2 separate regions of the Homo sapiens genome follow, and region 2 is linked to region 1. The links are chromatin loops, found by intact Hi-C in ENCODE. Cell type or tissue: Calu3. All regions are shown on one strand. Links, peaks and the distances in the headings refer to the core of each region. The heading gives the core; the rest is flanking DNA. Region 1 overlaps LOC105374524 (a long non-coding RNA gene). Region 2 has its middle 450 kb from the start of ADGRA3.

Evidence for each region. Hi-C counts contacts between places; a loop is a spot of excess contacts. Peaks named below come from ENCODE experiments on the same cell type or tissue, not always from the same donor. Only the 100,000 strongest peaks of a DNase experiment are listed, where the experiment ranks them.
Region 2: it touches region 1 in a loop (5-fold over the local background); 3 of 110 quality-filtered maps call a loop at or near these places.

What each region holds. Positions count from the first base shown.
Region 1 is chr4:23,020,465-23,024,868 of GRCh38, reverse strand. All of the region lies in intron 3 of LOC105374524 (a long non-coding RNA gene), which reads right to left. Among named protein-coding and RNA genes, the nearest start is that of ADGRA3, 510 kb to the right of the region's middle. In Calu3, for the core only: a CTCF peak has its summit at 2,490; a DNase peak (open chromatin) is centred at 2,698.
Region 2 is chr4:22,967,057-22,971,460 of GRCh38, reverse strand. No RefSeq gene overlaps it. Among named protein-coding and RNA genes, the nearest start is that of ADGRA3, 450 kb to the right of the region's middle. In Calu3, for the core only: no CTCF peak of the experiment used is centred there; a DNase peak (open chromatin) is centred at 1,830.

The DNA.
Region 1 (4,404 bases), core at 160-4,159:
CAGTCCTTACATATAGAGGACTATAGCTAAATATATTATTCTGTCTGCATCACTTATTAAAGAAGGGCAGAAAGGGAGCAAGACATAAGACATTTGGAAATTGTGGTGTGAGATCAACACTCTGCATAGACTTCTAGTGAGAGCCCTTCACATCCTTCACCAGTCTCATGATGTCTTTAGTATGTACACTGTCTGCAGTCATAAATAGATTCAGCCCATTTTATGCCTAACTAATACGATAACATTTTGGGCATTAGACCCAGATCTAATATTTGTGGTCTTACAAAATCACTGGATTACTGGAACAAAAACTTCTATTATTGCCTCTGCTCACCACATAAGAAAATATATAGTAATGATCAGGTGTGTGTGTGCCCTGGTTTCAGACTGCCTGGGACCCAATCCTGGCCTTGCCTTGCCTTTCTCTTACCTTGGTCTTAACTTCTTTACATTTCATTTCTTCATATATAGAAGTAATAGTAAAACCAGGCTCATGGCAAAGTACTTAGATGTGACTCAATTATCCTAATTGAACAACAAGTATTAGCCATTGTTAAACACTGCTTAGAACATTAATGCTGATTAAAACTTTACCTTGACCATATCCAGTTAAATCCTACCCAAGTTTTGGATTTCTTCTGGCCACATGTACCTCAGTCTAGATTCTATCTTCTTGTTACACAGTGCTTTTATACCACTCTGTACCTTTCTAGAAGAAATAGTATTACTGCTAGTAATTATATATTTCTGAGTTTATTAGTTTAATATTTATATTCTCATTGGATTCTAAGTTCTGTAAGGAAAAGAATATATTTTGCTCAGAATTTTATTTGTGCTGCTTGGCAGTGGCTGGCACATAGTAGTCCTCAATAAACATTTGTTGGATCAACAAAGGAAAGAATAAATGAATGATTGTATTATAGGTCTCAATTTTTTTTTTTTTACTTTCTACAATTTTTTTCTTCTTTAAACAATCAGTGTTGCAACAATCTGCCCTCCCATGACTCAACCTTACCCTACAATGCCAGCTATATCGTCTAAGTTATTAAATTATTTTTCATGATGAGGTTAGGCAAGATTATCTCTAAAATTAGCATTTTGTAACACTAAAGATGACTAAAATAGAATGTAACTAATGAATTTGGTAATATTGCTTTTGAACTGATTCTAATTTAGTCTCTTTTTTCCTTCTGCAGTAACATAATAGACTTAAACGTTTCCTTTATAGTGCCACAAATCAATCAATAAGCATTTGTTCTATGTCTACTATGACTTTAGCACTACAGCAAGGTGTCCTACTTATAAAAGGCATTGTACCTGTTTTAATTGCCTTCTTTAGCACATAGCCATTTAAGGACTTAATGATAAATAAATACATCTAGATGTCAATTAAATAAATTTGTAGTCACAAACCAGGGCCAAGTAAAGAGTTCTGGAGTCCTAATTCCAAGAGGTTTATTGCCACAAGGAAATGAAACTACTTAGACACTCCACATGGAATGGATGCTAGAAATTACAAATGCAGTGGGAATATTGGAGGTGTCCACATCTAGCAGAGTCATCACCATCTCCATGGAAACCATCCCCCACCCACTTCTGGGGAGAAAACAGCAGCTGTTCAACAGCACACAACCAAGAAAAATGCAAATCAGTTGGAAGTGTAAAACTCAGGATCCATTTAAAATTGTTAAAGGGCTGAAATTTGGGGTAAAGGAATGAGATTAATGAAGCAGTGATTTAGCAAATAAGTCTACCTTGGCCTCCTGCGCATCGTAAAGAGTTCTGAGAAGACGAAGGAGCAAAGTGGTCAGAAATTTACATCAACCATCATTACATCACCCTATTGGAATAATGCATTGCAGAAATTTTGCAAGGAAAATATAATAGCTTTTAAAGAAAGGAACTAGGAGGAAATATGTTTGGGAATTAGTTTTGAAGAAGAAAGAAGAAAAAAATAAAGTTAAGGCATGGCATAGAGTACTAAATAGAAGAAAATTTGGAAAAGGAAGAGAAATTTTAAAAAGCACTGTGTTCCTTGTGCATAATATGTTATCGTTGATTACTTTATATGTTTTTTGCATGTGCGATTTTATGTGATTTTCATAGGTGTATCTTCTGCCACAAAGGTTTTACTTGTATATAATATGGAAACTTATGTAAAAGCCTTAGGTAAATATGGACAGCTAAATCAGGCACTTCGGGCCGTGTCAAAAAGGATAAAGAGCTAGATCGCTGGTATTTCGTTTGTATGAACTCAGGATTATAATGAGAAGAAAAACATGAGACCTCGTAAGTGCTAGACTCTGAGAACTGTCTCCTGTCCCATCAAATTTATCTCCTAAAAATTTGAAGCTGAGATTCCTTTAGTCAGCTGCGTCACTAACAATGAAAAGATGTAGGGCACAATTCTGCAATGGGGATGAAAAAGCAGAAAGAACTTATGAAAGAGTTAGAGAGAAGGGATTAAAAAAGAGAGAGAGCAGGGTAGAGGCCAACCCTCTACTGGTGGGAACATGTTAGTTTATCTTGGGGCTTCCTCAGTGTTACACTGAGATTCTAGGGTCAATTGAAGTGGCTGGTGGTGGGAAGGTCATTGCATTCTTCATCATTGGCCCACAGTGGTTATGAATGAAATGTTTATCAGCCCTGTTGATGCATTCTTTTCAAGTTTGTCACTATGATGCTAGCCTGCTACTCAAGAATCTCAAAAGGCTGGGAGCCCAAGGACTAAGATTCCAGCTACTGGGTGTGCCACATTCTCAAGACAATACTGCCATGGGACTCATGTATCTTGCAACAGCAGGAAGTCATTTTCTAGATTGGAGCCAGCACTCTGTTTGTTTTCATGCACTTAGTCTTTTAGAACCAAAAACTAGGAAGTCTTGCAGGTTTCTGCCATTTCTGATTTACCACATTCTTCCTCCTGGGCTTTAACACAGAGCATACTAGCTGCTTTAATGCGGGATTGGTGGCGTGAGGTGGGGGATGCCCACCCTCCTGTAACTGTTCTCTGATTTTTCTTTGAAAAAGAACTCAAATGCTTGTGGGATATTACATAAAAATGTTAAAGCTATATACCAAACTTTCTGTGTGAAACTTAAATAATTCAAATCAAGACTTCTTTGTGACCTAACACAGAATAATAAAGGAAGGTTTCAGGGCCAGGTGTGGTGGCTCATGCCTGTAATCCCAGAACTTTGGGAAGCCAAGGCAGGAGGATTGCTTGAGCCCAGGAGTTCGAGACCAGCCTGGGCAACATAGCAGGATCTTGTCTCTACAAAAAAATTAAAAATTAGCCAGGTATGGCAGTGAGTGCCTGTGGTCCCAGCTACTCGAGAGGCTGAGGTGGCAGAATTGCTTAAGCCCCAGAAATCAAGGCTGCAGTGAGCTATGATCACACCACTGCACTCTAGCCTGGGTGATAGAGCAAGACTCTGTCTCAAAAAATAAAATAAGGAAGGTTTCATGGAAACAACTGGTTTTTCATACCACTGTATCCGGGCTATAGTTTTTGAATCTCTAAACAGCAACAGTGACCCGAATACCTCTAAAAGCAAGCTCCGTATAGTGAATTCCATTGGCCAGTTGACTTTTGTGAATGAGTGGGAAGAGCATTCCAACAGAAAATATCTGAGCCTCGAGATATCATAAATCACACCTTAGGGTACAATAAACCTTTTAAAGTACATATTTAAAAGAGAAATGCTGATTTCCTGATAAAATATGAATGTTCCTCAAATTAAGTCCTAGATAGGAATGTAAAGTTGCCCAAGTTATTATTATTATGTTTAGCCTGATAGTTTTAAGTTCTGAAAGAAAAATAGCAATGATCGTAAAATGAAGAGCAAGTATTTGACTGCTATGTTCCTCAACTTCTCTCCAGCCCCTATCCACTGTCTCAGCAGTCTGGTTATGATTGGAGATCTTGGATGAAAAGCAAAAGACAAGCTCGGGCAAAAACAAAGCACACTGGGCACTTACTCCAAATTAGGGAATAGGAACCACATTCATAGAAACATATTGTATTAGTCCGTTTTCACACTGCTGATAAAGGCATACCCAAGAGCGGGTAACTTACAAAAGAAAGAGGTTTAATGGACTTACAGTTCCACGTGGCTGGGGAGGCTTCAAAATCATGGCAGAAGGTTAAAAGCTTGTCTCACATGGCAGCAGACAAGAGAAGAGAGCCTGGGCAGGGAAACTCCCCTTTTTAAAACCATCAGATCTTGTGAGACTTATTCACTATCACAAGAACAGCATGGGAAAGACCTGCCCCATGATTCAATTACCTCCCACCAGATCCCTCCCACAGCACGTGGGAATTCAAGATGAGATTTGGATGGGGATGCAGCCAAGCCGTATCACATATCCTGAAATATACTGCAATCTTGCTTGTCTTTAAAA
Region 2 (4,404 bases), core at 182-4,181, 53 kb after region 1:
TCATGCTATAGACCTCCATCATTACACTTACCAGTTGTATTGTCTGTCTTCCTCTCAGAAGATAGATTACTTTTGTTTATTCAACAAATGCATTTATTGGATGCCAGTTTTTCTCATGCACTGTTTTAGGCTCATAGAATAAAACATTGAACAAGCAAAAACCCCATTCTAATGGAGCTTAGTAGGAAAAGACAGACAACAAACAATAAACATAAATAAGTAAACTGTGTAATATGTTATGAGTAATAGGCTAAAAGAAATCAAGAATACCACGGTCAAGAAAAAGAAGGGAAGATTGATTTTAGTTTAAATAGGGTGGTAAGTGGTCATTGAGAGGCTGAGATTTAAGCAGACTTGAAGGAGGTGAGGGTGGGTCATGCAGATACTGGGGAGTGGGCTTGTCTTGCCTGGGAGAGAGTAAAAAAGACGAGCTCAGCAACTGAACAGAGGGCTGGACCATGTAGGATGTTAAAGACCTTGGCATAGGATTTAGCTTTGAAATGAGAAGCTAGGGCAGGGTGTTGAGCAGAGAAGGGGTGCAACTTGACCTATGTTATAAAAAGGTCTCCCTAGTTACAATACTAAGAACAGACTGTAGGGGCAAGTGTGGGATCAGAAAAACAATTTAGAAGGCCATTGCAACAATCAAGGTAGGAGGAATAAATGGAAAGATTGTAGAAGAAAGGAAAAAAGAGAGAAAGGAATCAGAGTACAGGAGAAAGCAAGAGATTGTGAAGAGAAGACATTAGGGAATGAAAAATAAAAGCAGAACTCCCTGTTCAGACTCTGAGCCAGTTGCTAACCCATTAGTATGGTATTCCATCAGCTGCAAACTCAGCAGTGTATTCATGCTTTCCTTTCCAGGATTAGTAGCTACTAACCTAGCTCCTTTTGATTAATCTAAGAGTACATTCTGCTGGCTGAGCCACCCATCTATATGCCTGTATGCCTTCTGAACAACAAAATTGGCCCCTGGGACAAGAGCCTAAAAGAAATTAGGATAAGGCTAATGGAAATCAGGCAACTGGACTGAATATAGTGCTATATCCTACTTCTCTCTTCAGTTTGTCTTTGCCTTGTTTTCTTGTGAATCTATGTTGAGGGAGAAATTCTATCTGTATTTGCTTCAATAAAATGTTTGTGTTCTCTTAGCTTAGGAGGATGCTGAGAAATAGAATGATTTCAACAGTGGTTCAAGGTAGGAAGAGAAAAGCTGAAGAAAACAGAATAGTATAAAAATCATTTGGGAAACCAATAGGTTTTCAGCCTTCAGAAAACTATTTTAATTGCAGCCATCTTTTAAAATTATTGGAAACAACTCGATTTAAAATTGTAAATTGTACTATATTAACAACTGTTTTCCATATATACTTTCTTACAACACATCACCTTGATTTCTAGCTGTGGAAGAGTAAACTGTCCATATTTCTTTAGTTCTTTGCTTGTTTCCCATTTTCTGCCCTAGCAAGCATTTCATTATAATGTTATTTTGCTTAGACAAATCTTGCTAAGATATTTCATAATTGCCCTTCCTGTCTTGGAAGTTATTATATTGATCATTTTGAGAAATAATATTTACTTTTTGGTTTGCATGTATTTGTTCAGTGCATTCCTAATGCAGCCACAGCAATTATCAGAGCTAATTCCTGAAAGTTGAGCAATCCCAGTCTTTGGCTCCTATCTATAGGTTTTCCTTCACTTTTACAAATAATGATTTATGCAAAGTCACCAAGACAGCTATTGCTTCAATGTTAGGTTTATTATCTCCAGGATGAACAGACAAGTCATTAAGCGCTCAGGGGAGGATTAGTGTAGAGAGAGATCACCACATTGTGATTTTCTGGTTACATGGTTCAATACAATGATGGTTTAAGGAAGTAAAAGCCAGTTTTAGCACTGCCATTATGGAGCAGTGTATATCATCAATAGGCAGTTATAAAAGCTGTGACTGATAGGAATTCCCCCACCATAAAAGTTCCTTCCATCACGTACCCACTGAGTGAGTCACGTAGAAGAATAACTTCTAAGGAATGTGATTAATTCCTCAGCTTTTACATTTTGATATAATTTTTATACACGAGCTAAGGCTATAAAGTGATAAGATAGATTACACAAGAGTCTTGTGCAATTAGCTTCATTACTTTAAAGCCACATTTTATGTTGGTGTGTGTTTCTTACTGTACAGAGCATAGGTTTGTGGATATGTAACTGTATTCGTTGTCCTAAAGACAGAAGTATATCTTTTTATTTGTGCTCTGAACATGCATTACAGTGGGTGGGACACAGGAATGGGAAATGAATGAATGAATCAATGAATGAACGAACCATCATCTATATATACATCTACCTGCTCTCCTTGCCCACTTTATTTTAAACAGTAATGTAAGTTAATCATTCTCTTACTAAAATGATTCAAAATCCTCCCATTTTCCAGATAACAAAGCCCTATCTGACTAGTGTTGTATTGAAAATCTTCTGCAATGTGTCTCCAACCCTGCTTTCCAATCTGGCTTCCTACTCTTTCCTACATAAGCCTCCCGCTTCAATCAAACTGGCCAAGGGAGTATCTATTAGGTCAGATAGATCTCTACCTTTCTATCTTTGCTCACACTAGAATGTACTCCTGTTCGTCTTATGTTTGTCAGCTTTCTGAAAGTGTTAATGACATGTAATAATAATAACAATAACAACAACAATACAGTTGGTATAGTTCAGTAAAGAACACAGATTTGGAGCCAAATGCCTGGGGTTTTATCACAGATATCACAATTCCAGATTGTGTGAACTAAAGCAAATTGTAGTAGTAGTAGTAATAGCAGTAGGGCTGATGTTTGTACAGTTGGTATAGTTTAGTAAAGAACATAGATTTGGAGCCAAATGCCTAGGGTTTAATCACAGATATCACAATTCCAGATTGTGTGAACTAAAGCAAATTGTTTAATCTCTCTGGACCTCAGGATCTTCATCTTTAAGATGGGAATAATAATGTACTACTCCTAAGGTTGATGTGAAGATAAAATGAGTTGACACATGTAAGTAGTGCTAAGAACGTAGAAAATGCTTGATAAAATTAATTCTGGTTCCAGAGCATTTACCATATACGAGACAATATACTGTTTTTGCATGTCTTATTTAATTCTCTCAACAACCTTTGAAGTAGAACCAATTATTTTCTCTCCAGTTTACTGATGAGAAAACTAAGGCTCAGAGTTACTTATCAGAGTCAGGCTCTGAGTTAACTGAGTCAATTAATTACTTAACCCCCATTCACATAGCACAGAAGTGATTAGGCTGTAATTCAAACCCGAGCAGCCAGATTCCAGAGCCTGTCTATTATCCAGTTTGAGTTTACTTCTTCCCAAGGGCCATTACAAATCCTGCCTAATTTGTCGAGCTTTTCTTGACCACTAGGTGCTTCAATGTTCTATAGCATTTATTAAGACCATTGTTTGATAGTAACATTATTTTAGCATTTATTGGGTATTAAGCATCTAAAAAATTGTATTAACTCTTTTAATTTAATATTTGTAATCCGATATTTCAAACATCCTCACTTCTGCTGTGATTAAAGTCATTTGAATGGTATTTGAGGGGCAAGCCTTGATCTCTATATGTGCACACATGCAAAATGTTCCATAAACATAAGTGCTCTCAGAAGCGTTACCATTGCTTGCTGCAGGTGATAATGGTAATGAAACTGGAAAGAAGCATATATCATTATTTTAGGTTGAACATAGATTTGGTGAAGCCAGACAATGAATCTCTGTGGTTTCAGAAAAGGACACAGTGAAAACCATTTTGTTAGATGGATCTGCTACCAAACTGAGAACTGGGCTTCTGGGGTTCAGACCCTTGCTTTGTTACAGTGCTGTGTAGGATTTCAGTTTGGGGTGTGTGTGTTTGGAGGTGGGGGGTAATCACTGCTATGTTCTCACTTTAGTTATGTATAAAAGTGTGTTGGTAATATTGGGCTGACTTGCCTCACAGAGGTGTTAAGGTCCAAATAAGATAATGCATATGAAGGAGTTCCCCAAATGTACACAATGAGCCCCTGACATCTATGAGGGTTATATTTCAAGTGAGAGTTTCTTAATCCCAAATTGTGAACATCACTGTAGCATATATTTTCTTCATAAGATGCATTCAATTACAACTATAAATTTTAAGTTTCTTCTTTAAAACCTTAATTAAAATTACTGGGCATGCAACAATAAAAAGAAAACAACAAAGCTGCCTTGAGCTGTGATTAATGGATAGTCCATCAGGTTCAACTCACAAATTCATCCTTGCCATCTAAAGTGTGTTCTAAGGACCAACATCATCAGCACCTCCAGAGAAAAATGCACAATCCTAGCCCCTGCCCACACCTAATGAGTCAGCATGTTAATTTCAGTAAGGTCCTTC